2 separate regions of the Mus musculus genome follow, and region 2 is linked to region 1. The links are chromatin loops, found by intact Hi-C in ENCODE. Cell type or tissue: gastrocnemius. All regions are shown on one strand. Each heading gives the region's core, and the rest is flanking DNA. Links, peaks and the distances in the headings are about the cores only.

Region 1 (14,878 bases), core at 2,911-10,910:
AACACTCCATTGCTCCTTCGCTGTGCGGTCCAGACGAGGCATTATGATTCTCTCATCCGTGGCTTAGGTGAGCCTCAGCGATTGTTGGCTGGCTTTCTATCACATGGCTGCTTTTCTCTGAGTGTGAATCATTGTTGGATTTTATCCAGAGAGAGAAAGAAGCCTAACTCCTTCTGTTTGCCATAGCTCACCTTTGTTTTCTGTCCCTGTAAGGAAATCTCTACCTTTTCTTTAAATGTAACTTATTTTTTTCCTTGAGAGATTTTCCATAGCCTAACTCAGGAATGCCTCTTTCCACACTACACTGTCACATAACAACCTGTTTCGTGGATGCACTTGCTCCCCTGCATGTGCTCTGATAGGGCCTCGTGGTGGTGAAGTTGGGTGTCTAGATTCATTAAATATAATCTCTATCTCAAAAAGCTAAAAGAAAGGTTTCTTCTTTTGGTGGTGTTGTTTCTTTTCTTCCTCTCCTCTTCCTCCTCTTCTCCTCCTCCTCCTCCTTTTTCTTCTTCTCTTAACCAGAAAGCAATGGTTAGTAGCCAGGCAGTGTGGCTCATGCTTTTGATCCCAGTACTGGGAGGCAGAAACAGCTGGCGTGGGAGGGGGGAGGGGGGAGGGAGAGAGAGAGAGGGGGAGGGGGAGAGGGAGAGAGGGGGAGAAGGGGAGAGGGGGAGAGGGGGAGAGGGAGAGGTTTGAGGTAATAGATATGCTTAAACTGATATTAAAAATATAATACACTGATAAGTAGAAATATCATATAGTACCCTGACATAGGTACAGTATTATGTTAGATATCAGTTAAAAGTAACCTAGCTTGAGTATGTAAGACATGGTCCTGTCCTTTGTGGGTTCATGCTACCATTCATATCTTCACACGGGTGTCACTCATTTCCTTAGTTATCATGCCATAATTCCCGCATGAATCATTAGTACATGCTGCAGACCTCACACGCTCCATGCATGCTCAACACATGTTCATTTGCTCACTCTTACCCGCGTTCTCGCGACCGGCCAGGAAGAACGCAACAAACTGGAATCTTCTGCGGCAAAAGCTTTATTGCTTACATCTTCAGGAGCCAGAGAGCAAGAGTGCAAGAGAGAGCAAGAAAGCAAGAAAAAGAACAAGAACAAGAAAGCAAGAGCAAGAGAGAGAAAAAGAACAAGAACAAGAAAGCAAGAGTGCAAGAGTGCAAGAGCCAGAGCAAGAGCAAGAGCGAGAAAAAACAAGAGCAAGAAAAAGAACAAGAACAAGAAAGCAAGAGCAAGAGAGAGAAAAAGAACAAGAACAAGAAAGCAAGAGAGAGAATGGCAAAACCCCGTCCCTTTTAAGGAGAATTATCCTCCGCCTAGGACGTATTACTCCCTGATTGGCTGCAGCCCATCGGCCCAGTTGTCATCACGGGAAAGGCAGAACACATGGCGGGAAAACTGCCCCTGCACGTGTGCAGATTATGTTTACCACTTAGAACACAGCTGTCAGCGCCATCTTATAATGGCAAATGTGAGGGCGGCTCCCAACAGCTCACTATTGATGGAATCGTTGAACTCAACCATTCATTATGTGGGCTTCATATGCTCAACAGTTAATTAATTGTTTTCATATCAACCAGAAAAAGAGAAATCAACCTCACAAATAAAGATGCTTCAGATTGGAGCTTGGGGAGATGACTCAGGCGCCTGCTGTGTAAGACAATCGGGTTCAGATTCCCTGCATTCAGACACCTGGATGTACCCGAGGCAAGCAGAGGCAGAGACAAATGGATTCCTGGAGCACAGGGGCAGAGGAGTCTAGATGAATTGATGCTCTTCAGCTTCAGTGATAGACCTAGTCGAAAAAACAATAGATAGATAGATAAAAAGATAGATAGATAGATAGATAGAGAGACAGACAGACAAACAGACAAACAAACAAGTGTTCGGCAGAGAGGACAGAGGCAGTGTGCACTGCATAGCCTTCTAGACACACAGGGAAGAAAGATGTTGGAGAATGCAACCAGACAGGCAAGATGAAGGCCCTCCTGGCCTCCTCTGAGGGGCTGAGGCTAGTCATCACTGCCTGTTCCCTTCTCTTTCCTGCTACTGAGAAAGAATAAGAAAGAGTGAACAGGAAATCTTGTCAGGAAACAATCTCACTAGAAAGCCACACCGTATGGAGTTAGCCTGACTCCTCATGAACCTTTGGGTTACGAACTTCTGTGTAAAGCTCTTGCGTTCCTCTACTAACCCCACCACAGAATGATGCTGTCTTTTGTGGCAATATTCTAACAATGTATTTTGTCTGAATGACTACACTAAGTACTGGAGAACACAGACCTTATCTACCTATCTTGTTTTCTACAGGACAATGATCTGTAGCTAAATCAGAGGATGTGCTAAAGAAGCAACAGGACTTTAAACTTCTTTCACTATTCCACAAGGGGGCAGCAGTTACCGTAGCCTATGTTTCTTATGCCTGGCGTTCAGAGGAACTGCATTAAAGGTCTTATGAATAAAATGTATTCTATTTTTAAAATTATTAAATTAAAAGCAGAACAATGCATTGATGCAAAACAAGAGAAAGTAAACTGAAATTTATTATTACTAATATATATGTATATATGAGTACATATAACATGAATATATACATGTTAGTATATATAAGTATATTAGTATTATTATGTACTAACTAGTATATACTAACATGTTATATACTAATAATATATGCTTATATATAAGTATATCAGTATAAATATAACATCACATACATGCATATGTTGTAGAATATATTATTTAATTAGCATATATTATATATAGTGTGTAGAATATATGTATAACATGTAATATACTATATATTTATGTATTTTATATACACATTTATATATTCTATGTACTATATACTAATTATATTATAATGATATTTATATTTATATATATTATAAATTAGTAATATACAATACATAGGCATGTAGATGTGAAACTCCATATTTTACTTTAGAAAAAATGTTATTAAATTTATGACAAGAATGAAATGTGCTTTCTGTGTAAATGGTCCATGCAAAAATCAGTTATATCTGTCTGATATCTGATTACCCCCAAATCATTGTGTTGAGCTCTTCTTGTACCCTTGACCCGATTTCTTTCTCTTTGTTCACTACCTTTTGAGCCTGAGATCTCACCTACCCCAGGTTAGCCTTGAATTTATGTAGCCAAGGCAGGTCTTGAGTCTCTGATCCTCCCACCTCTACCACCTGAATGCTGGGATTACTGCTATACCTGGCTTCTGGTCCTTCCCTCCCTCCCTTCCTTCCTTCCTTCCTTCCTTCCTTCCTTCCTTCCTTCCTTCCTTCCTTCCTTCCTCCCTTCCTCCCTTCCTTCCTTCCTTCCTTCTTTCCTTCCTCCCTCCCTCCCTCCCTCCCTCCCTCCCTCCCTTCCTTCCTTCCTTCCTTCCTTCCTTCCTCTCTCCCTCTCTCTTTCTCTTTCCCTCTCTTTCTCTCCTCCTTCTATTTTTTTTCGCTGTTTTTTCCCCCTTTATGAAATAGGGGGTCACTACATATAGGCAAGTTTGGAACCATGACTCTTCTTGCTTCATCTTACCAACTAGTGGGATTATAGTATGTGCTATCATGTCCAGCATGGGAGTAGTGTGTGTGTGTGTGTGTTTGTGTGTGTGTGTGTGTGATATAGAGACAGAAACAGGGTGTCCAAGTTAGGGTTACTATTGCTGTGATGAAATACCATGACCAAAGGAACTTAGGGAGGAAAGGGTTTATTTGACTTCCACTTCCACTTGAAGGAAGTCAGAGCAGAAACTTGAACAAGGCAGGAACCTGGAGACAGGAGGGCAGAGCCCATGGGAATGTGCTGCTTACTGGCTTACTATTTGTTTTGGTTTGTTATTTTGGTTTTCTGAAACAGAATTCCCCGTGTAACAGCTCTGGCTATCCTAGAACTCACTTTGTAGACCAGGTTGGCCTCAAACTCAGCGAGCCACATGCCTCTGCCTTCCAAGTGCTGGGGTTAAGGCACGCACCACCACTCCTGGATAGACTGCTTTTTTTTAGAATTCAGAACTAATTGCCCAGGGTTGGCCCCATTTACAATGGGCTGCCCACCTCCGCTTCCCGCCCCTATCAATTATTAGTTAAGAAATGCTCTACAGGTTTGCCTATAGCCCAATCTTATAGAAACATTTTCTCAACTGTGGCTCTCTAGTCTCTGATGACTCTAGCTTGTGTCAAGTTGACATAAATCTAGCCAGCACACAGGATCTCTCTATGTAGTCCTGGCTAGTTTAGAACTCAATATGTAGACAAAGCTGACCTCAAACTCACAGCCATCTGCCTGCCTCCTCCTCCTGATTGCTGGGACTAAAGGCACAACCACACCTGGCCTTGCTTCGATTTTGGCTTTTCTACCTTTTTTTGCCCTGCAGCAAAGGATGGGAAGCATTGTCCCCAAACTTATCAGCAATTCTGGATTGAATATAATCTTAAGCCCTGTAATTTGAGGCAAAGCTACATTTAAAAGATCAAGGGAAAGAATGCTAGAGAGGTTTTATAATGGAGACATCACCACGGAAGTGAGACAAGCACTCATTATAGCCCAGATTGGACTTGAACTTGAGAGCCTCCTGCCTCTTGAATGCCCCTGGGTAACAGGCATGAAAGACAAGAACAGGGTAAGAAAAAAGGGCAGGACCAGAAGCAGGCATACAATTGCTTTGGCACACACTGCTTTGCAGTGGGGCCACCTGCAAGTGGTTACCTGCTCAGAATCTTCCAGGCTTTTCTGAGCTCCTGAAGGGGAGCTTGAATTCACCAAACACCTACCATCTTCCAGGGATAATATTAAAACATACATATCATACCACTTGAGCTTTACAAGAGTTGATGTCAAAGACTCAAAAGGTCAAAGACATGACTCATCTATAAAAATAGAATGAACAGTGTCAAAAAATGCCCTGGGCTTAGTAAATGAAGGCAGTCATAAGACTGCAAAGTTAGCACCCAGGAACATTTGAAAATCAAGAGCTTATATACTTTACCAGGAAAGAGATTCTGAAAGTGTCCTTCAGATAATACAATTATAATTTGTTTTTTTCTCTACTGGACAGAGGTCTACAAATTAACATGTAACTTCAAGATGGGGCCCTGATCTAATATCAAAAAGTAGAATTAAGGTCAGGTGTGGTATATATTTTAATCTCAGCAGTAATGAGGCAAAAGCAGTCAGGTATCGTGAGTTCAAGGCCAGCCAGAGCTACATAGTGAGACCTGTTTCCAAAAACAAAACAAAAACAAAAACAAAACAAAGGTGCATTCTTCTAGGAAGTCAAGTCAAATAACCCTCAAATAACGACCTAGTAGGACATCAGGAGGATATAATTTTTTTTGTTCAATTTCCCAGCCCTTCTCAGTAGACAGAGAAACCATTGGGGCAGTGGCTGGCTATGCCTGTCATTTTGGTCATCATGACAAGCACAGAATATACACCATGCAGCAATAGGTACCCAGCCCGCAGCTAAGAAACACTAGTTCAGCTGAGCTAGGTTTTCAGGAATGTTGGTGTCGGGTTAGTGGCAGGCTTCCTAGATCTCTCCACATTCCAAGGGAAGTTATATTGTTTCCTAGGAATGACACAGTACATTATAACAAGCTAAGTGTCTTCACAGAAATTCACTTTTGTATAGTTCTGTGTTTAGAGATGTAAGATCAAGGTATTTATTGGTAGTGCATGCTCCTCTGAAGGCTCCAGAGATCTCCTTGTCTGGCTTCTTGTCATTCTGGAGTTTTCCTTTCTTACCTTGGCATCTCATCTCCTCTCACTCCATGCATCTTTCCTCCATGTTGTTTGTCTCTGTCCCTTCTTAGGAACATTCCCGTGACTAGATGTAGCACCACATTGTTTTAACTTACATTACACTATTTCCAAATAAGGCCACACTCACAGTGCCGGGAACAGAAGAGGAAATACCTTTATGGAAGGCTGTTGCAGGATTTTCCCTGTCCAATCACAACATTAGGGCAGTGGGAAGCCTGTGATTGGACAGGAATAAGGGAGGCGGAGCTAAGAGTTGCAGGGGCAGAGAGCCTCTCAGGGGGGAGAGGGAGAGAGAGAGGAGGAGGAAAATGGAGGCCTATGTAAACTAGCGTGGCATGAACCAAAAGGTTAGAATATTGGGATAATTTGTCTAATCTAGATGGGCAGCTTTTATCATTATCAGTTGGTTTTGTAATTATTGCATTGGCATCTTGTTTATTGAGAATTTATTGATATATAAGTCTGATTGGTTAAATATAAGCATTGAGTCTTAATTTTACAAGGTTACTAGGTATTGTGCTATCAAACTATGAGGCTGGTGGATCTATGGGACAGAGCTGGAGGAACCCTGCTGAAACCCCACTGGGACATAGTGTTGTGGCCCTCCAGTGCTGGTACCAGAGTGGGAACGTGGCCCAGTGGGGTCGGAGAGTTGGCGGGTTGAGAGAAGCAGGAGTACAGAGAGTTGACAGGTTCTTTTTTAATATTTCCCGAAACAGAGGACAGAATCTAGCCTTTGCCCTTGCAGGTTTTAGAGCTGTACTGGCTGGTTTTGTGTGTCAACTTAAGACAAGCCGAGTTATCACAGAGAAAGGAGCCTCCCTTGAGCAAATTCCTTCATGAGATTCAGCCGCAAGGCAATCTCTCAATTAGTAATCAAGGGGGCACGGCCCAGCCCATTGTGGGTGGTGCCATCCCTGGACTGGTAGTCCTGGGTTCTATAAGAAAGCAAGCTGAGCAAGCCAGTAAGTAACATCTCTCTATGGCCTCTGCATCAGCTCCTGCCTCTAGGTTCCTGCCCTGTGTAAGTTCCTGTCCTGTCCTGTCCTGTCCTGTCCTGTCCTGTCCTGTCCTGTCCTGACTTCCTTTGGTGATGAACAGCAATATGGAAGAGTAAGCTAAATGAACCCTTTCCTCCCTGTGGAAACTAAAAGGGGTGTAGGGGAAGAGGGGGAGGGGAGGATAGCTCACGTCTGGCCAGAGTTCCTCCTATGCTCTGGGCAGGTGGAAGCGGGAGGGCTGCCAGACGCTTTCTACTTGGCCTGGGTGGGCATCTAAGCCACTGACCCCACTCGATGGGGGGTGGACAAGGGGCAGCCCCCAAAACCAAGGGGCCCCCGGGCGACACCCTGTAGCCCCGGGGTTACAGGAGAGAGGGCTTAGGGAGAGAGGTTCCCACGCTGACGAGAGTAAGCGCAGCAGCTGGCCTTGACTGGAACCATTGGGAGATTAGAAATGGCTCATTAGAGGAAAGCCTATCCATCGTCCAAGTGCAGTGGGCCTTGATGAATATAGACAGTCTATGGTTTTAGAGCTTTATTGTAGAAAGGCAGGGAGAAAGAAGAGAAGGTAAAAGAGAGAGAGACCAGTCATGGCCAAGAGGAGAGAAAGGGGAAAGAGAAAGAGAGAAGGAAGGCTAGAGAGTAAGAGGGAGAGTGAGGGAGAGAGGAGAAGAGAGAGGAGAATAAGAGGAGTAAGAGTAAGAGCAAGAGCAAGAGAGCGAGGTGGGGCCAAACAGCCCCTCTTATGGTATGGGTTATCTTTACTGTTGCTAGGTAACTGGGGAGGAGTTTAGCCTGAATGTCAGAAGTTTGGGACATTGCCTAAGTGACTGCTAGCCATGCTTCTCCTGTGGGGGCTGAGGGGGAGGTAACTTTGATAGGAGCTAGGGTTCCAGGAGACATGAGAGAACTCCTTCTGTCCCATGTAGGTGAATTATCACCACCAGGTCCTGGGGCTCAAACCTCAGCTCGACTGAAGACCAGACTGTCTTTGCATAGCCCAATACCCCACACCTCCCCAACTTGCTTCTTGGCCATGATGTTTTGTGCAGGAATACAAATCCTGACTAAGACAGGAGCCTTAAGGTTTTTGCTGTTGTTATTTTGTTTTACATTTATGTAGTGTGTGTGTGTGTGTGTGTGTGTGTGTGTGTGTGTGTGTGTGTAAGTCAGAGGACAACTTGCAGGAGTTGGTTCTCTCTGTCCACAAGATGAGTTCTGAGGCTCCAGTGCAGGCTACCAGGTTTGGTGGTGACAATCCTTATGCACTGAGCCATCCCCATGGCTCGTGCTGGAGTATTGAGCACAGATTCCTTTAAATTATTCAGTCAGATGATTCTCCCACCCTCTTCCCCCTCTCACCTTTCCTCCATCCCTCCCCCCTTCCCCTCTTTCTCAGACAGGGTCATGCTTCATAGCTTAGCCCAGCTTTCAACTTAATTATACCTCAAACACCTGGGGGCTATCAATGCAGGTCCACACACTTGGCTTAAAAATCAGTTTCTTTTCTTCATTTTGTCCAGAGTGGGGACCCTATAGAGTTCCTCCTGCATGTTAGGAAGGTGCTGTTGGATGGAGCCCTATTCCAGCCCTCCCCCAGTCTTGCCTGCATGCTTCTGTTCACAGGGTGCCTGGGGTGGGGGTGGGGAATCTCTTCTTAGCAAGACAACCTTCAGAAGCTGATCTCAGCTATTTTGCCCCGTTTTATCTCTGGTTCGTATAGCAAATCCCTTTCAAGGTCCCTGAGATACGGTCCCCGACTTTGCCCAGGTTCCGGTAAGCAGGACCTTATCTCTTGTAGTCACTTCTAAGGTTTTGGTATCTTTCCAGGAGACCAGTTTTTCTGGGATCCAGGCCAGCCTCTGCTTCTGCCAGGGTACGCAGGAGCCGTCAGGGCCAGGTGAGTGATGAATGTTAGTCAGGGATCCCTAGAGCAGCAGAATTTATAGAGTGCATCTCTCTATATAGAGAAAGGAGATTCATTAGAATGACTGACAGGCTCTGGTCCAGCAAGCCTAACAATGGCTTCTGTGTACCGAAGGTCCAAGCATCCCATAGTTGTTGAGCCTATGAGGTTGGATGTCTCAGCTGATCTTCGGACTATGTCAGAATCCTGAAGAAGATGACTCTAATACCAGCGAAGGGATGGACGCGCTGGCAGAACAGCAAGCAGGCAAGGAGCAAGAGCTTCCTTCTTCCAAGTCCTTCCATAGGCGTCCCATAGGAGGCACAGCCCAGATTAGAGGTGGGGTTTCCCAGCTCCAAAGATCTGGATTAAAGGTGTGTCTTCCTACTTCAAAGATCCAGACTCGAAATAAATCTTCGCATTTCAAACTAAGCAAAAAAAATCTCCCCTACTTTTGGGTTCTAGTTAATTCTAGATGTGGTCAAGTTGACAAGCAAGAATAGCCATCACTGTAAGGTACCAGACAAGAGTGAGGGAACAGATGCCCTAGTCTGATGGGAAGTGAGAAAAGTGGTCCAGAAGAGCTGTTCTTTCTCGTGGTTGGTCTGGCACTTATAAACTATGGCAAATGAATTCCTAATGCAGGTCAGAATCAGTGACTTACACAGCCCATTAAAGTGTGAGGGGGGTGGGGCTGGGGGGAGGGGCTGTCTTCAGCACTTGGTGGTGGGGAAAGCAGTTAGTTGTCTTTAAGATTCTTTCAACAATGCCGCACACCTTTAATCCCAGCACTTGGCAGGCAGATTTTTGAGTTTGAGGCCAGCCTGGTCTACAAAGTGAGTGCCAGGACAGCCAGGGCTACACAGAGAAACCCTGTCTCAAAAAAACCAAAACCAAAACCAAAACCAAAACCAAAACCAAAAACAAAAACAAACCCATTCTTTCAACGAAACCTTCTGTAACCAACTGAACACTGCTGACTGCTGGAAACAAATCAGTTTTGATTTTTTTTTTCTATGAACAAATATGTTTCCTTTAAGAGATTTCAAAGAATGTGAGCACAATATCAAGTGTTTGGTGACTGGTCAGCAACAGCTCACAGAGTGTGACTTTTCCAAATGCATTTCTAAAAGTTGTGGATCCACTATCACATTTAAAGACTTAGCACTTCAAGTTGTTCACCATAAATTTAGATAATTGTAAAGATAATGTTTTTTTTAAATACTGTTGTTTTATATTTTATAACATTGTTGTATTTTAACTAATACCTCTTGATATATTGGACTCTCTTCAAATGCCTTTTTTTCTCCCAAAACTCATATTTCCAGCTAATTCTTCCATATAATTACATTGTAATAGTAATTTTTGCTGTTTATTCTGTCTTGCTTCTCTGCAAGAAACAAAATTGATAGATTATTTCTCCACTTGCAAGATGAGCCAATTCAAGCAAGATTAGAATATATTAAACTGTGGGCTTATCCGGAAACTGCTTTCAGGCAGGTGAGTTCACTGGCTGTAGCAGAGAGAAGGTGAAGGAGAAGGAAAAAGGGAGGGGGGGGGAGAGGAGGGAGGGAGAAAGAAAGAGAGAGCACAAAAAATGTCTGGATTATATAGGGAGGAGCCCCTAGGGGAAGAGCAGCCTAGACCTCGGACTGGAAAGTTCAGGGCAGGGTACACCTGGGAGGGACTGAGAGATGTTGAGAGCCTGGAGGCCAGGCCTGCTTTTGAAAGACCTCCGGAGGGAGACCTTCACTCAAGTCTCAGGATAATAGCAGACCCCCAAGAACTCACGAGAGACCAAGCTTGATGCAAACCACATGAGGCTTTATTCAGGGAAAGCCAGAGTTCTGGGGACAACTCGTATCCCATGCAGGGGTAGAGGAGTCGACCCAGAGGGGAAAGTGGTCCCAGTTTTTATAGGTCCTCAGGGGGGAAAAGGAGAAGGAGGGAGTAGGGGATTTCCAGATCTTGATTTCTCAAGAAATGGGTATGGGAGGGAAGAGTCTAATGCAGGTGCAGTAACTCTGGATTGGCTCCAGCTGTGGTTGCTGTTTTTCTGACTCTATCTTAGCAACCAATATCACAAACACCTGGCAGTGAGGTGCAGCAGTGAGCACACACCTGGGTTCAAGGAATGGTCAGAACATTGGCAGACACACAGGTTCAAGGAGCGGCCAGAGCATTGTGCACCTCTACTTTTCTAAATCAGTGAAGCTACTTCTACTAACAGTGGAATCTATTTTGCCAATTTCAGGGCTTCTGTGACCTTTTACATTCTGTCAGGATCTTTCACTTTGATAGGTTAAAATATGCACCTCAGTCCCTTGTCCAGGGTCTGTAAACCAAACAGAAATTAATCAAAATTTTATATTGTGTTTTTTAGCCAGGTGGTGGTGCACACCTTTAATCCCAGTACTTGGGAGGCAGAGGCAGGCAGATCTCTGAATTCAAGGTCAGCCTGGTCTACAGAGTAAATTCCAGAACAACCAGGACTACACCAAGAAATCTTGTCTTAAAAAAACTAAAAACATAATCTCTCTCTCTCTCTCTCTCTCTCTCTCTCTCTCTCTCTGTGTGTGTGTGTGTGTGTGTGTGTGTGTGTGTGTGTGTGTGTACATGCATGAATGGAGATCAGAAGACTAATGTAGGAGTTGGTTCTTTCCCTCAACCATGTGGGTCTCATGGAGAAAATTCAGGTCGAGTTTGGAGGCAATCACCAAGGATCCAGCCCACTTATGTTTGAGCCATTGTTTCCCATTGGATCTGGAAGTCACTGCTTTGCTAGACTGTCTGCCCAGGAAGCTGTAGGGTTTGCCCTGTCTCTTCCAATCTCTCAGCGCTGTGGTCATTAGTACACACCATCTTGAGTGATTGGGAATTAAACTTAGATCCAAATGCTTGCAGACCAAGCCTTTTTACTGACTGAAATATTTCCCCTGCCTAAACTTTTTCCTTAGATGAACATAAAAACATAGAGAAAGGAGACATCACAGTTTATTCTACAGAAAATACAATCATCAATGGAGACTTACACACATGCACTGGTAAGCTAGAAGAAATAGGCAGATTCTAGAACACATACAAGACTGAATCATGGAGAAACAGGATTCAAACTGAACAACAGTTAGTAGCAAAATCAAAGCAGTCTCCTAGCCAGGAAGAGCAAAGGCCACAAGGTCTCACTGCTAAATTCTACCAAATATTTAAAAGAGTGATACAATTCTCTTCAAATTTTTCATAAAAATTGAAAAGGAGGGAATTCTTCTACACTCAAATCTCCAAACCAATCAATACAGAAAAAAAAATTTCCCAGTATTGTTGATGAATAAACATGCAAAAATCCTCATCAGAGTACTGACTACGATGGCACAAAACATAACCCACTGTCGTTATTGTCCACAAGATTCACCCCATCGATACAGAGGCGTTTGGCTGTGCAGAACAATACTGTGATGAGCCACATAGGCACAAGGATGGACAGAGTTGTATGGTCATATCAGATGCACACAGGAGGAGCATTGGCAAAATTCAGCAACCTGCACTTTAAAATGGAATAAATTAGGTATAATATAGTTTTGTCAAAGCATGATAAAAACCATATCTAATGAGCCCGCTGCTAACATCATATTGAGTGGAGAGAAGATGAAAGATTTCTCTTTAAGAGACGGAATATGGAGGGTATGGATTTCTATGACTTTTATTTATTATTTCCTGCAGTTAGACAGGAGAAGGAAATAAAATCTCTCCGAATTGGAAAGTCAAATTGTTGCTGTTTTTACAGGATATGACCTCTTACCTAGAGAGCCCTGAATAATCCACAGAAGAATCATTAGAACGAGTAAGTTTGACAAAGTTATGGGATGTAAAAGCAAGCAAGATGTAGCAGTGCACGCCTATCAAAGGTCAAAGCAGGAGGATGTAGTGGTTTAAAGCCACCCTAGATTCTATAGTGAGATCCATGTACTTTGGCAACAGATACAAAATTGGAAGAAAAAAAAAGCAACATACTAAATCTGTAACATTGGTTGTAGGTAGTCAAAAGTAGACTACCTACAAAAGAAAACAAGAAAGTGGTTATATTTATAAGCGCTATGAAGGGGCTTCAGAGATGGCTCAGTTGTTACGAATGTTTGCTTCTCTCTCAGAGGATTGGAGTTCAGTTTCTAGCACCTACATTAGGCAGCTCAAAACCACCTGAAACTCCAGCTCCAGGGGATTGAGTGCTGCCTTCAAGCCTCTGTGGACACACACACACACAAACACACACACACACACACATACACACACACACACACACACACAAATAAAAGTTCAAAATTTTCTCTAGTCTGATTTTAAAAGTAAAAAGTAAATTTAAATAAACATGTCTTTAAAAGATATGCACATATGGTCAGCAAGTGCATGAAAGATACCTGCAACCACTAAGCACTAATGAAATGCAAACCACAGCCACAGTGAGACATTGCCTCATCCCGTTTGGAGTGACTGGTACCGAAGACCAAAGATAGCAAGTTCTGGCGAGGATGGTGAGGAGCGAGACACACACTACTTGTGGGTGGAATTAGAGCCATCATTATGGAAAAGACTCCTCTATGAGAATCTGAATGCCACAAGTTATCCCATAGAGACATATAATTTTCATAGGTCAATTAAAAGGATAAAAAATTAAAATATCTATCAGGTTGAAGCACTGTAGCCATTCTTAGTACATAACAAAAATAATAAAGATGATAGCCAGGTATAATGGTGCACAACTTTAATCCCGGCACTGGGGGAGTAGAGACAGGTGGGTCCCTGAGTTCAGGACAATCCTGGGCTACAAAATGCAAACCAGGAAAGCCAGGGTTACACAGAGAAACCCTGTTTCAAGGGGGGAAAAAATGACAAAAAATGTTGTAACTAGTAAGATATACAATATAAACTATTGTTGGAAATTTAATTTCTAATATAGCAGCTGCCTCCAGGTAGAGCAATTATTATCTTTATTTATAATTTGTGGTTACTCTATGACTCGTGTGCAGTCGTACAGATAAGTGTGCTGCAGTGTAACATAGGAGAGATGCTCCAGCGACTTCTGAATTATGCCCTAAGAAATAACTGTTAATTATTATTAACCCATTCTTTAAAATGTATGTGCTCCTGTGCATGTGTGCATGCAAGCATATGTGTGGGTGCCTATGGAGGCCAGATTTATCAATACTCTAGCAAGTTATTTATTAAGGCAATAAATCAAAATGCTACTTTCTCGTTACTTAATTTGTAACAATGCGGTGTAATTAGTAGCTGAAAATACTACTTATAAGAAAGACTATCATACAAAGCATGCCCAGTTGCTGGAATTTAGATGTCAAATGGACTAAATAAGAATGGACTCCATTGCTTCTTGTTTTAGATATTTTGATCGTAATTTAAAAAATAACCATGTATCTTTAAACAAAAAACAAACAAACAACAACAACAACAAAAACCCCACATCTATGATCCTATCACCCGGGAAACTGAGGCAAAAGGACCTCCACAAGCTCTAGGCTAGCCTGGAGTTTCAGGTCAGATACAGAGTTAGTGGGATACAGAGTTAGACTGTGTCTCAAAATAAACCAAATTACTAAACCGTGTGCATGTGTGTAATGTAATACATAGTTCCAGTTAGGCATGATGGCACATGCCTATGATCCCAGCACTCTGTAGATAAAGCAAGAAGATCGTAAGTTGGAGGTCATCATGACCTGCATAACAAACTCTGTCTTAAACTTTTTTCTTTTCTTTCTTTTTTTTTTTTAAAATGGCTTTCTTTTCTTTTCATTTCTTTTTCTTTCTTTCTTTCTTTCTTTCTTTCTTTCTTTTTTTTTTTTTAAACTGGCTTTTTTGTTGCATCCATCTGAGCCAGCAATCAGGCAGATCTCTGTGAGTCTGGAGGCCAGCCTGGTCTACCTACCAAGTTCTAGGATGGAACACAGAATGGAACACTGACTTTAAAAAATAATTGTTTTAAGTGTATGCACTTATTTAGTGTGTGTGCGTGTTTGTGTGTACACACATGTACAAGGTGCACAACTGAAGCCCAGAGGAAACCCAGTGGGAAAACCCAGTGTTATCCCCTGTCCTCAGGTCCCAGAGTCTGGACTGAGGTCATCAGGCAGGTGAATCCTCTTATCAGCCCCCCAAAGCC
Region 2 (14,878 bases), core at 3,174-11,173, 210 kb after region 1:
ATAAAGCATTTCAGCTATTTTTATAAATTTAATAAATCTCCATTCCCTTTTATTTAAATTGTCTGGTTTTAAATATCACTGGTTTGTAAATCATAATACATTCAGATCTAGTAAATAACAACAAGCATCATTTTTAAACTTATGCTTTAAATAACATAAAATGCCAGAAGTGAGTAGATTACTGAATGGGAAATTACTTTTTAAAAATGTTTGTCATATTTCAAAACTTTTTGAGCATCTAGGATATAAAAATACAAATCCATTTAAGGAAAGCAGTTGGTGTTTCTGTTAATTAAGACTTGTCATGACCAGGCAGTTTAGTCAGTTCTAGTCTTAGAGCTGCAAAGACCCAGAGCATGGCGAAGCACTGTCAGAGAAAGTTATCTAATACCATATAATTCAGAGCTATTTCTGCATATACGGAAGCTATTCATGACCAGAGATTTCCATGTGACATCAGGTAGAGTCTTAGCTCCCTAGATGGTTCTCATACAGCCTGTTTTATTGTGTCTTCTCAGTCTTCTATGACTTAAGTCTGTGGATTTACATTTTTCCACATTACAAAGTTCTGCTGTTTTAGGGTTTTTATTGCTGCAACGAAACATTGTGACCAAAAATCAAGCTGGGGAGGGAAAGGTTTGTTTGGCTGACACTTCTATATCACTGTCCTCACTGAAGGAAGTCAGGACAGGAAGTCAAAGAGGACAGGAACCTGGAGGCAGGAGGTGCTACAGAGGCCATGGAGGAGTGCTGTTTACTGAATTGCTCTTTGTGGCTTGGTCAGCCTGCTTTCTTATAGAACCCAGGACCACCAGCCCAGGGGCAGTACCACCCACAGTGAGCTGGGCCCTCCCATATCAATCAGTCATTAAGAAAATGCCAGACAGCTAGATCTTATGAAGGTATTTCCTCAACTGAGGCTCCTACCTTTCATTTGACTCTAGCTTGGATCAATTTGACATAAAACTAACCCGAACACCTGACTAATCACAAAAACCTTCATTATCCATTGAACTTTAACTTCTGGGGCCTAGCTTTTATCACTGAGTTCCCTCTAGGCCGAAAGGCTTTTGGAGCTAGGTGAGCTCTTATACTCCTCCATCTCCCCTGGGCTGTACAACCCCAACATTTACAATGATGTAAGTAAGCTTGGTCATGTTCGTGATTCCCACAGCAATGCAATCTAAAGGATTGGTGTATTTTTGGAATTGACAGCAAGCAGAATTATGTAATAGTATTTTTAGAACTATCCATATGTCAGGCACTGTGCAAGACAAAAGGAATGCAATTTTAGCCTTAAAAGACAGGAGTCCTCTCCTCAGAGAGCATCTGATAAAGCGAGGTTGAACGCAGCCCAGCAGTGAGATTTGGGGTTATGTACTTGGGTGCCTAACTATTGGGCTTGGTTTTTGTTGCCTAAACTCCTAATTCTACTCAGTTTCTTCTCTTCTAGATATTAATGCCACTCAAGGGTTGCTATAGATTTAACTTAGAGATGGTTGGTAGCAAGTTAAGTAGAGTTGGTGGTCTACTACATTCAGCCTATTGGAGTCTGGGATGATGCTTGGTTTGTTAAGATCACTCACTACTCTTGCAGAGGATCAGATTTGGTTCTTAGCACCCATACAAGCAGCTCCCTCCATCACCCTTCGTCTGGCCTCCACGGGCACTGGCACTGGGTGTGCATGGTGCACAAATTAAGATACAAGCAGAAGACCCCCCACACACATTAAAATAAAATTTATTCATTCATTAATTAGAAAGTAATCACACACAGGAAAGAAAAAGTTCACCTAAAAGCCATTTATTCATTCTGCGTCCACTGGATGCTTATTTTATAACTGAAGGTACTGTGCCTTCCAAGATTTCATGTACACATGAAATAACACTTGGTGGTGAGAGTTTGGCAGTTCCCTTAAAGTCAGCTGGGAAACTGATTCACAGTACAGAGGCCATTAGGATGGGTCCTTCCTGCTTACTTCCATTGAAGATAGTTTCTGAATGTTTTATTCTAAGCAGCCTTCCTTAAAGTCGTACTATATTTTGTGATTTTTTGGGGGGGCGGTGATTCAGAAGCTGTTCTAGTGAAGGGGTCTGGGTCGGGAAGTTCTAGTTCATTCAAGATGACTTAGGAAATGTGCCTGCCCTTAGTTTAGCGAGCTTTAGGTTATTAGGCAGTCTATGAGGTTGGGTTCTTAAATGGGCTCACACCAGTAATGCTTTGGAAATGGCCTTCCTCCTGCCCTACTGCTTCCACATCACCTCAGGTTGGAGAATACAGAGACAGTGCTAGAAAGCTAAGTAGTAAAGCGGTCAACTGGGAAAATGGCCGTTTCTCCTTCACCGCTCACTTTTAAATGCATGTGAGGCTGGCCACAAACTCAGGAACGTGGGACAGGATGGCATCTGATGACACCTTAGGGTGTCCACAGAGTCCTTTCTGTCACAATCCATGGAAGTGCATTGAGACGCCAAGTAGAAAGTCCTCTGAGTAGTTCCCTCCTGACATCTTCACACGGAGAACACAGATGGATCATACCACCTGGATGGCCTATGTGCCCACAACCCATGAAGAGAGCTACTGTGCAGAAGGGGCCCGAGGTTATCTGCAAGTGTCCTACTGAAAGTCTTCATTTCGAGCTTGTATTTTGTTTGTTTCTTACCCACTGGAATGATGAAAGACGTTTATTTTAGGAGGACCCACGTTCTTCAGAACTCGCACTTTGTTCCTACAGAGCTTGGCTGTAGGCTGTGAGGGAAACCAAGGAAAAATGACTTGAAGCCTGAAAATTTTGTAGACATCAAGTAACGTAATATTCTGGGGCGGTTCAGGAGCAGTGTGGGTAATGCTACATTTGATAAGGACATTAGAGCTTTTAGATGCTCTGGATCTCTTTCTAATGTGAAAATCTCAGGATGGAAAGGGAGTCTGGCCCAGAAAGGAGGTCATTCCTGTTTGAAGGCTCCAGATCAGGGAGAAGAAAGTGGAGCCAGCCAAATCTATCCTGATAATGGTGGGACAACTTCCAGATGTGGAAGTCACCCTAAACCTCCCATATTTTGCTAGAAAGACATATAATAGAGCTTATATAAACTGGCATGCTACAGAAATGCAGCGTCCTCAGGTTAGGTGGTATTTGGCAAGCGTGCTATTGCACAGCCTGCTCGAGTTTCTGACGTATATGCCTTCAGCTAAGCGCAACACACAGCAATTCATGCCAGGTGTGTTCTAGCAGGGTAATGTTGCCATGAGTTAACAGGTCAGCTGTGAGGTTTTTGCAAAGTGAGCCTAAAATATGAACTTATATGACTTATATGGGTGATAGGAAACATGTCACATTTAGACTTCCTTTTAGATCTCTTGTTCTGTCAGCTTTTTCCTGGCTTAAAGCCTCGTTGAGGAAGGGCTGTGGCTTCAGATTACCTAGCTGAGCAAAGTGACTGTTTGCTCCTGTTTGCTTCCATTCCCTTTCATAGCAGACTGCATCTGTGCAAACAGCTCGATGCGCAGGAAGGAGAAAAATCAAGAAGCCATCCCTGGTCATTGAGATCTGCTCTTAACAATTCTGAGTATGAAAACCACATGCTATTTCCAAATGAGAAGCAGTCATGGCCATTTTGTTTTGCAGTGGCTGCTCTGCAGGTCTGGTTTACCAGGCTTACTGAAAACCATTACTTAAAAGCACTACATTTGCATGTGTTAAGCCTGAACTCTGAATTCCAGTTCGTACTCACGCTGCGGGTGGGTGTTGGAAATGGGGATCCTGAAGTTTTCAAGTGATGAAATGATTCACTGGAGTCTGGCATACTGCTCTAAATTGATCCTTAACAGTAACGTTTGTAACCTGTCATTTCCATGCTGGCTGTAATGCGTTTAGGAAATGATTCTTTGCATGCACGTATTACTGCAAAAATAATCTGCCGTGACTGGAAGCAGAGGACCAAGTCCTTAACTTCATCATCTCAGGAAGTCCTCAGATCTGTGCCTTAATGAGATAAAAATGATGCTACCCTGTTTTTAGAGGACCCTGAGGTTTAGTTACACCAGCCAACTTCTGTAGTAACCTCAAATGTAATTATCAGTGAAAGAGAAGCAGGCACTTGAGAGGAGGAAATGACTTACACAGAGGTGTCTGCTCCTGGGTTGAACAGTTGTTTCCGGGGAGAGAAGACAGAACCCACTCAGACCGTCCACTGCCCTTTTCTGGGGAGGGGAGGGGGCTTAGAAACACATGTCCTGTATCAAGGACCTCTGAGGCAAGGCCTTGACTGAGAGTCTCGTCCACTGTCATATCTGGTCCTATTCTCTCATGCATCCTTGTTTCTTTTCTCTGCAGATGCATAACTCACACAGACACCCCCCCCCCCCATTGCTAGGGGTGTGAGAGGTAGGTCCAGTCAAGGAACTGCCACCAGATGTCATTCTGACCTTAAATGGGGTCATCATGATAGCAGTCTCTTGAGCCCCCCCCCCCCCCAACTTGCACAGCTTATTACAGATGTAGGGCCTGGGTTGGTGGAGGGAGTTCCTTAAGGCGGCAAAGCACTTATGCTTGTTTTCATTTCAGATATAATCCAAGGAGCTTGGTATAGCCCTATAAATAATCATAGATGCTCCCAGGATGCCTCATAGCACATAGTATGTCTGCAAATGAACCAAGAAATCAAGAACCATTAGGTATTCTACCTAAGGTCAGCGGTGTGCAAATAGACACTCTGACGGCTGACAAGGGGACCAGGGACTTTTTGCTGTATCTCTGCTTTGCCTGAAGCTCTGTGTACAAGGAACACCCCATGACTGAAAGCAAAGATAAGAGCCCCTAGCCTGTGCTACTTTAATACAGCAAGTTGGCAGAGACCCCTAATCAAAGCTGGGCTGTGTTATCTCTTCTATCCAGAAGCGCTCTCAAGGAAGTAATGTTGGGGAAGCAAAGGAATTTCTACTTGTGCCTTTGAAGTTGTATGGTCTGCTGTGGCTGGTGTTAAGTCGTGCTTTGAGGGGTTTAAAAGCAGGGAGCAGCCATAGAGTGAGAATATAAGGCAACTGTTTGTGTAGCTGTGTTCAAGGCCTAAATTTAGCTTCTGTAAGATATTTGTTAACCTCCTTTCTGTAAGGTACCCTCCATCTGCTGCCTGCTCCCTCCCCCCCCCCCCCCCCCCGCTTGCCACCAGCCTCCCTTCGTGGCTGTCTGACGTCCTTCTTTACATTGTAACTGTGGCTATGGTCCAATGCCAATGACTCTGCATGGCAAATTAGAGACAAACCTTTTGGCAGTGAAACCCTTACAAGCTATATGGTTTGTTTTTTATGCCAAAAAATATTTTGGGGTTTGTGGCATCTGTTATTTCTATCATGTATATGTTAGTGATTAGCATGTCTGTAAGAAAAGCTATTTGCCTGTCTCCCCCTATAGCCAGTCAAACGAAACCAGTCACTGATGGTCAGTTTTAATTGGGGATTATGTGAATTTATTATGCTAATTTCCTTTTTTGTAGGTTACCATGGGGATCAGGGGGTTTGTTCGGTTTAGGGCTCACAGACAAGGAGCAGTAGTGTAAGCGGAATGAGTGTCAGGCACGTACTAGATAGTAGTACCCAGTGAGGGCATATGGAACGGATTAAACAGGAGGATGGAGTGGCTCTTGTGAGGATCCAGCTCATGACCTGCTGTGCAGTCATCTAATCCATGTCCTCTCTGAGGACAGCAAATGAATTACATCCCTGACCCAGACAATCCTTTAAAAGAGAGATTCAGGGCCAAGGAGATGGTTGACCTGGTAAAGGTGCTGTCTGCCTAACCTCACAACCCGAGGCCCGACCCTGGAGCCCACATGGAGGAAGGGCTCCACAGCGTGTCCTCACCTCCATATGCATGCGCGCATACACTATGTAAATAGTATAAACTAGCAATTTAGAGCATTAGAAGTGGCACAGATTGCAGTTAGATAGATGATCAGGGCTCCAGGGCCAGAGACGCACTTCCAGTTTGTATGACTTTGGTTGTGTTACTTGCTTTTTATCCTCTGTGGTAGGACCATGGGTGTAGCCAGGCTCACTACTATTCTGCCCGACACCCTTCTTCACGTCAGACAACAGATCACTTACTCTCCTGAACGAAGGACTGGTGCACTGGCATCTCACCCCGTTGGGTAGAGCTTGGTTCAGGAGATATGACTAGATGAAGCAGGGCCAACTAGAGACTCTCTGTGGTGTTCCTTCAGACCAAACCTGACTGGTGTTGAGGACCTGAATCTGACTCTGAGAGGCTGGTCCTCATCGTCTTCTCCCGTTGTTGAAAAGGAAAGACATATAAAGGACAGTGACACTGTGTTTTGATGATTGTGACCTTTCCAAGATGGGAACTTAATCCCCAACATAGCAGTCCTAGGGACTTTAGGGGGTGATGTAGTCTTGAGGGCAGAGCCCTCACAAATGGGTTTAGTGAACTTCGAAGAGCTGAAGGCAAATAGCTAGGCCTCTTTTGTCCCTCTGTCATGGTTGCCTTGTGTGGATACCTACATAGCACCATAAGAGACAAGGCTTGATCTTGGAGCTTTCTTCTTCTGGAACTATAGGAAAGTGAATTTCTCTTTATATGTTACTTTGTCCTGACTAATTTTATGCCAACTGGTCCCATGCTAGAGTCATATGAAAGGAGGGAGCCTCTCTTGAGAAAAATGCCTCCATAAGCTCCACCAAAAGGGCATTTTCTTAACTAGTGATCATGTGGAGGGTCCAGCCCACTGTGGGTGGTGCCATCCCTGGAATAGTGGTTCAGGGTTCTATAAGAAAGCAGATTGAGCAAGCTGTGGGGAGCTAGTCAGTAAGCGGCACCCCTCCATGGGCTCTGCATCAGCTCCTACCTCTGGGTTCCTGTCCTGGCTTCCTTTGATAATTAACCGTGATGTAGAAGTGTGAGCTTTCCTTCCCAGCTTGCTTTTTACCGTGGTGTTCATCACAGCAGCAATAACCCTAACTAAGAGACTTTCTACGGCATTTTGTTATAGCAGCAGACAAACTACAACGGCAGCTCTGAGCCGAGATGCAAGGCCGATGGAGTCAGAGTTTCTCACTTCAGTCCAACCCAACACAGACCTAACTACTATTCTTAATGGGGTTTTCATTGTTTTTAACCCCAAATCCCCATTTAGGTTAAGGCAGTTTGTCGGGTTAAATGAGTTGGTTATTAAAAATAGTTTCTGCTGATCCAGAGCAAATAGAACTCATGGCTTCTCATCTGAGAGGGTCTTTATTTTTGTTTCCTGACATCTAATCAGAATATATTCAGTAGACTAAGTTTTTCTCCAGACTAAGTATTCATCTCCAGGATGAAAACTCAGGCAATCTCCATAAGATTAAGCAATATTCTTCACTGTAATAAAGTTAAATTGCAAATCTACCAAGGTTCATGAGGTAATCAAAGCTTGAGGCATGAAGTGAGATACCCTGCCTTCTCTTCCCCGAAGAAATAAGTTCTTTACCAGTTGAAATCCACTGTAAGTTTCTCCTTGGTAGCCAGGGTCTGGTCTGCCAGAGCCTGTGCTGAAAAAGTAAAGAGAAGAGAGAGGTTTCCAGAGGGGACACCAGGGAAGGGGATAACATTTGAAATGTAAAGAAAGAAAATATCTAATTTCTAGAGAGAGAGAGAGAGAGAGAGCTATTGAATATGCCAAACTTTCAAAAGGAGAAGAAAGGAGGAGGAGGAGGGGCGTGGCGTGGCATTGCTTTCTTCTGTGCTTCTGCTGTGGCTTCATGTCCTTAGTGCCCTTCATCACAGTGGAGCATGCGGTGAGAGCGCCTCTCATGCCTGCCTTCTTTGACTTGTAAGCAGCACACTTTGCTCATCCCATGGATTGTTGGCTGTTAGTCCCACAGAGACTCTGTGATGAGGTCTAGGCTGTCCCCTTGAGCAGCTTCTATGAGGCATCCAAACAGCTCCTTCCCTCTGGTGGCCTGCCTCTACCCACAGGACACCCTGTGGTCCTTGGCCAGATAATTCTGGGTGGGCAGGCCAGCCCAGCAGTCACCTCACCTCCAGCTCTCCTTCCGTTCTTGTTCTCTGGGCTTTTCTAGGACAGACTCAGACGTTCTTTCAGTGCAGGGCGTAGGATAGGCCTCTGTCCTTTTGAAGCCCCCCTCTCCTATCTTGCCTGTATCTCTCTCTCCCTTCTCCTGGATACCTGGGCAAAGAGATTATCCACAGCACACTGTGCGTCCAGGAATTCTAACTCCTGCACTCTCCCTTCATTACCATACTTTTGGCTTTTTGGCTTTGGTCAGGGCTTTTTACAGTCACATAGAGGATTGCCAAAATTTTTAGTTTTCAGATTTGCATTGGGTCTGGAACTTCAAGTTAGCATTTCATGACTGTATCCTGCTACCTCAGTTGAACTGCCAACATAACAGATCTTTGAAGAAGCACTCTGTAGAGCACTCTAGAAACAGCAGGGACTTAGGTCCCTCTGTTCTAGAGAGAGCAAGGCTAGGACACAAGGACCTGGTTAGAAAGAACAGAACATAAAAATGCCACTGCCGTTCACAGAGCAGAGATTGTAAGAGCTGGATGGAGGCTTACCCAGGTGCCTTGGCTCTGCATCTAGTTAATGCATTTTTTATTACTTAGTAAACCCAAATTATTAATGTTCAGCTTCTGATCTACACTTTTCTCCTAACTAAATATGTAAGTGGCAATAATTAAGACAGTAAGTACAATTATTTGAAATGAAAAAATGAGAGTTACCCCGGAGCGAGATCTGTACAGAGACGATTATGTCTGCACTCTTAAAGTTTCTACAGTTGTGGAACTGCACCACCTGCACAAACTGATTTACCATCTTATACCCAAAGAAATACTTTTCTTTACTCGAGAGTTGGAGGACTTGACTGAAGGTGGGAAAAGTGGCGAAGGGAAAGCAAGCTCCGTGTGTCACCGGGAGTCTAGGGGTATTGTTCCTCTATGTAGTTCAATAAGCAATTATCTGTTGCACACTAAGTCTGTGGGGCTGAACCTGAGAAACAGCTTGATCTGACACATGCCCAGTTCATAGTTGTGCTAAGAAGGAAGGAAAGGAACAGGACGGGAGGACAGTGCTTTTAAAAGGCAGTTTTGGTAGAAGAGTCACGATATGTTGATCCCACCATTTGTTTGCAGTTCACATATATCCCTAACTGGATGGTACTAGTTTATATGTAAATGAAATATCTCTGACACAGGGATTTTTCAGACAAGCCTACACTTCCCAAACCTTTCCTCCTTGAATTGGTATCTGACTCTCTCCTCAAGTGCAGCTCAAGATCTCTTTACAAGCTCTATGTTGGAAAACATGTCTGGTGATAAATTTCTAAATGCTGTTCTGGAAGTGGTCACCTCTGCCCTGTTAGAGCTTTCTGTTGTCACATCTCAAGAGCTCTTGAAGGGGAGTTATTTTTTGTTGTTGTTGGGGGGTGGGTGGGTGTTTTGTTTGTTTTCTTTTATTCTCTGCTCAGTTCTTTTGTTTGTTTCAAACCATGAGACAACAAAGGAAGGAAGATATAAGTGCGGTAGTCTGAATAAGAATGGCCCCCACAGGCTCATACATTTGAATGTTTAGGTTCCAGAGAACGATGCTATTTGAAAGGATTAGAAGGATTAGGGGGTGTGGCCTTGTTGGAGGAGGTGAGTCAGTAAGGGTGATCTTAAGGTTTCAAAAGCCCTGCCAAGCCAAATGTCTCTCTTGGTGGTTCTCAGCAGTCGCTCCAACACCACACATGCCACTCTTCTCCCCACTGTAATGACAATTACTAAACCTCTGAAACTGTAAGCAATCTGATGATTTTTTTTTTTATTTTTTTATAAGAGATGCTTTGGTCATGACTACTACACGAGCAAAAACCTTTCTGGCTAAGATAGTAGATAAATTGTCAGAATTTGCTTAGAATGTTTTCCCTAACAAATTATCCAAGGTGTTTTCCAGAAAGCAAGAAAATGAATCTTGTTGAAAGAGTGTTGTTATAAATATGAAATAACAGGTAGGCTGCACTGGGACAGGTTGGAAAAAGTGTATTTCCATTCGACAAGGAATGCTTGCTCTCTGTACCTGTTCAGCCATGATTTTTAGGTTTATTTTGATAAAAATGTTTCCTGGATTCTGCATGACACAAAAGCCATGCTGTTCCCCACCAGGAGTCAGTGTCTTTTCATGCCTTCATTTCCTTAGCTACAAGGTAAAGGTGCTGAGCATGCATCTCATTGATTTCTCAAGTATAATGAAGGAATAAATGAAATGTTATTATACAATCAAGGCTTTTATAAATCATAAAGACTTACATTTAATACATGATTTTTTTTCTTGTCATTTGCTTTTGAGTGTTGATATTTATGAGTAATCTTAGTCTGTCAAACTATTCTCCCTCAATACAGTATGTCTAGATCCAGACTCATATGTTACTGGTATATCTGGCTAGGTTGAGTGTGTGTGTGTGTATGTGTGTCCCCTCGAGCATGCACACATGTGTATTTACATATGTAGATTTACTTTGTGGTGGTGAGATTTGAACCCAGGACCTTGAACATTCTAGTCAGGCATTTTACCACCGAGCTACATCCCCAACCTAAGGTTAGGTGAAAGTTTTATGATGGGACTCACTAACACAGACATTCCAGGCTGTGTTTATATTAGGAAAACTCATCTCTTAGAGCAGGAGCCACCTAGGTTGAGTTTCTGCTCTGCCATTCACCACTGGATAATTGTTGGGAAATTAATTATTTGTTCTCCATCTCCTCCTCTGTGAAATAGTGTGAACATAGCAGAGCTCAATACCGCTTGCTGAATGATATGGTAAGCCTTTAAGTGCTGGTTCTCTTCACTTTGAAAGCAGACACAATGGAACCTAGAGTTTATTTTAGCAGGTTGTTTTCTTTATGGAAGAAACTCAGCTTCTGTTTAGCTTCTGCTGCGGTTGTGAAAGCACATCACATCTGTCTGCACTGATTCTAATAAACCATATTTTAAAGTGTTTTAATGGTTGTACCGAATACCAGCTTCTGCGGAGATTGAGGATAGCTGGTCTCTGATAGAAATAACGCAGGAAACTTTATTTTGTTCGTGCTGTTTGAAATTCTATAACCTGAGGAGACCATTCTTGATATGTATGTTGGACTTAGTTCTATTTGATCCTAGAAATGTTTTCAAATGGCTAACAGGATAAGGTCCGACAGAAAGCAAGGCAGTGGAAGTGCAGTTGAGGCAGAGGGAACAGGAACAGGTCTGTGTGTCCAGATGTCTGACAGTGATGGAGATGGCCCGGGTTGAAAGCCCCGCAGAGCGGGGAGGAGAGCTGGAGCTGCTCCTTCCTCGGCTGCCACCATTCCTCTCTCAGTGCTCTGTGTTGGTGGCACCATCTCCTCTGTGTTTGGAGGACCGAGAGGTCGGGTGCTTGGTTGGAAATGAGCCACAGCTGACCAGTTTTTACATTGTGCAGATACTCAGTGGATGGTCTTCCTGTCGCCTGGACAGCTTCTCCTGCCTTGGAAGCGCCTGCCATGTGTCACAGCTGCAGGTCTTTGCTTCTTGCCTGCAATGTCGTTTAACTTTCTCTGAATGGTCCCAAGCCAGGAGTGGCAGGAAAAAGACTGCAGACGATCTATATACAAAAGAATTTGCTGCATGACTTTTTTGTTTATGATTTGTAAATGGCCTAATTTCTTTTCGTAAGTGTGCCTCTTGAGGAATGTGTTTAATGGAAGCTTATGCTATTACGGATCCTTCAACCTAATCGTGTAATTACCATATGCCATCAATCCTGCTCCTACAGGGTCCGTCCTTTTTCCCTTTTAAAGCTGGAGTGCAATAAGAGCAAATGTTTTCTCCTTCAGCGCATTATTCACATGAAATGTGTGTTGACAAGTTAAGGATATGAAGAATGAGAAATCTAGATGATCATTTCTTAAAGTAGAACCCATTGATTTCCATTCTCTAGGAATGCCCCTGCTATTCTGGTATAAAGCTTGTTGCACTGTTCGTTTTTAGACTTACACTTTTAGTGTGGTAGGTTTTTTTGGTTTTTTGGGTTTTGTTTTGTGTTTTGTTTTTTGTTTTGTTTTTTGTTTTTTTGTTTTTGCCTGCCCTCTTCCCTGTGCCAGAGACTTTTTAAGGTAGTTTTTCTGCTGTGTCCAAAGCCAAAATCTTGGCACAGGGGAGGTTAACGCTTAAGTGGCTAATACAGGAGAAGTTTACATGTCCAGTCCTTTCCCCATTTCTTCTTCTCTGGGAGAAAAGGATGGTGGGCCGATTGTTCTTTTCTTGCTGCCAACATCATGTTATTAGAAATATAATTTCCAGTGGTTGTAGAAATCCTAAGACCACAAAAACTTAGAGGAGAAAACAAAATTACCCTGTGATTCCTCTAACCTGGAAAGCTCTGATCTTGGTGGCTCTGCCCAGCTCCGTGCATCCTCCCACCGTTCAGTGTGCTGTAGATATTTCCTGTCACTAAAACATCGCCTGCATCCTCCCTTATTCGTGGCTGGTGATGTGTTCCCTGCCATATGGATGCATGCATGCAAATAGAGACAGAATTAAAATGGAATTACCTTGAGTCAAAAGCCTCAATGCCCTGACCCCCCGAGGGCAAGTCAAAGCTGTATAGCCCCAGCACCAGAAGATCTGTATTTTGTCCTCCAAATGAGGAAGCTCCCAGGACCACACAGAGACTTGAAGAACCCTGCAAAGGGAATGCATGGCCTCTTTGTTTTCCCACAGTCCATCTCTCTGTCTAGATGTCTGAGGAAAGCCTTAGGGGAGCACTCTTAGCTCTTCTTGTTGCTCAAATGGAATACGAGAATTGATAGAGAAATTCCGTTTCCATTAGAGCCAAAGAGCGGATCGTCTGCAGGGACTGCTCGGCCCCTTTTAATGATAACAACCCCCGTGACGTTTATATCGGCCATCAGTTCCTCCTCTCTTTCTGCAGGATGGAGTTGAGATTCTGGTTCGTGTGGACTCTCCACTCTATTTTCCTCTTCTGTGAAGAGTGGGGTGACCACAACAGCCAAGGTAGACTTTCAAGAGGGTAGACACTGAGAGAGACAGGTGTGTATATGTGTGGTATATATATATATATATATATATATATATATATATATATATATATATATATGGGATGTGTGTGTGTGTGTGTGTGTGTGTTTGCAAACGAGCACACTCTCGCCTGCCTCCTTTGGTTTGGTTTGGTGTAATTTAAGAAGTAGCGATCCATGAGTGGTGAGGGCAGGAATGCCCCATCGCTGCAGAGACACCAGTAAATGAAAAGGCAGCACATGGCTAAACACTCAGCGAGCCCTGAAAACATAGAGGATTCAGCTGATTTGTCCTGGGGCACAAAGCTGCGCCTGTCAGGAGCCTTAGAAGAAAATGAGCCTCAGTGATGGGGTCCGAAGTACATCGAATCAAAGCTCATTGAGTCAGCCGGGTCATTTTCTCCTCTGTATTTAATTGCTGACTGCTCCATTGCTAGACCCATGTGTCAAATCTGCTCCTAAAGACTGTGTCTCCCTTTCATTGAAAGGGTCTTGGGTTTTGTACTGTGAAAAACAACAGAGAAACATTGTGACAGTTCTAAAGCTGGTCCAGGCAGCTGTTGTGTCCCTGGCTGCCATTGATCTCCAGCCTGCTTCCCATGTTGGTCAGGCCCTGCAGAACAAACCCACAAGAAACTTGGCATTGAGAAGAATCACCTGACACAAATCTGTGGCTTTGAAATGATTCTAATATGAGTGCTTTTCTCTGTTTGGGTTCCCCTAAGTTCCCATCTTCTATATTACAGTCAACAATATTGGGGGGGGCATTTTAATTGAATTTTTGCCATTATTTTAGTGGTCCAAAATTCATTAAACCTTAGGTATCAGGCTAATAACACATGGAAAAGTTAAGCAGTGTTTTTTTTAGATGTTCAGTGTTCCTTTATATCTGAAGTGTGTTTCAGTATCCATAGACTCATTTAACATAGTGGACGGAGGCCTGAGTAACTGTGCGAATTACTTAATGGTCTTATAACAGCAAAACACAAAATATGAAGCATTAAAAATAATTAAGGTAGCCGGGTGGTGGTGGCGCACGCCTTTAATCCCAGCACTTGGGAGGCAGAGACAGGCGGATTTCTGAGTTCGAGGCCAGCATGGTCTACAAAGTGAGTTCCAGGACAGCCAAGACTATACAGAGAAGCCCTGTCTCGAAAAACCCCCCAAAAAAATAAAAAATAAAAAATAAATAATTAAAGTTCATGTTTCCCAACTGGACTTAATAAATAACAAGATTATGACACTATGTTTCCTTTTTAAGGAAAACTTAATTGATTTGTCACTTTTATGTCATTTTAATTTCTCTCTTAAATTTTTAAAAATCATTTCACATAGGTGGCTCCTATCCTGTATGTATTTCTAGCTATGCAACATTTGATAGCTGTGCGCGCGCGCGCGTGTGTGTGTGTGTGTGTGTGTGTGTGTGTTTCCAGTTCTGGGGACTGAGCCTAGGTGCTTGTGCTCACTAAGCAAGACCTCACTCCCTTGAGCTGAATCCTTCATTGCCTCTCTTCTGACTTTAGAGGACACACACACACACACACACACACACGGTCTTGATTTAGTGCCTGGCTTCAAGTCAATGTTAATTCTTAGGAACATTCTTATCATGTTGATTAAAATATTTATATTGTTTTATTTCGCCTCCAGTAGTAGCCGGCAAGTTTCTGCTTGAACTAATTCCCTGAGAATTTATTTATACAGTCTCTTGGAATTCAAAGAGAACTCCAGGTTTAAAATAAGTTTTTAGTAAAATGTTTCTAAAGATCTAGTAAATAACATAAATTCACTTTATAGTCCTTTCCAACTCAAGTCCTTCT

What was found. A loop is a pair of places that touch in the nucleus more often than their neighbours do. Peaks named below come from ENCODE experiments on the same cell type or tissue, not always from the same donor. Only the 100,000 strongest peaks of a DNase experiment are listed, where the experiment ranks them.
Region 2: it touches region 1 in a loop (4-fold over the local background); 36 of 42 quality-filtered maps call a loop at or near these places.

Annotation. Positions count from the first base shown.
Region 1 is chr3:69,254,825-69,269,702 of GRCm38, forward strand. It overlaps Gm40070 (a long non-coding RNA gene), which reads left to right. Exons shown (of 3, transcript XR_867357.1): 1 at 1-67; 2 at 2,344-2,482; 3 at 8,845-9,006. Among named protein-coding and RNA genes, the nearest start is that of Gm40070, 7.7 kb to the left of the region's middle. In gastrocnemius, for the core only: no CTCF peak of the experiment used is centred there; DNase peaks (open chromatin) are centred at 7,042 and 8,645; H3K27ac peaks cover 1,287 bases.
Region 2 is chr3:69,464,754-69,479,631 of GRCm38, forward strand. The region is part of intron 1 of Ppm1l (protein phosphatase 1 (formerly 2C)-like); the gene reads left to right. Among named protein-coding and RNA genes, the nearest start is that of Gm52607, 10 kb to the left of the region's middle. In gastrocnemius, for the core only: no CTCF peak of the experiment used is centred there; no DNase peak of the experiment used is centred there; H3K4me3 peaks cover 582 bases; H3K27ac peaks cover 469 bases.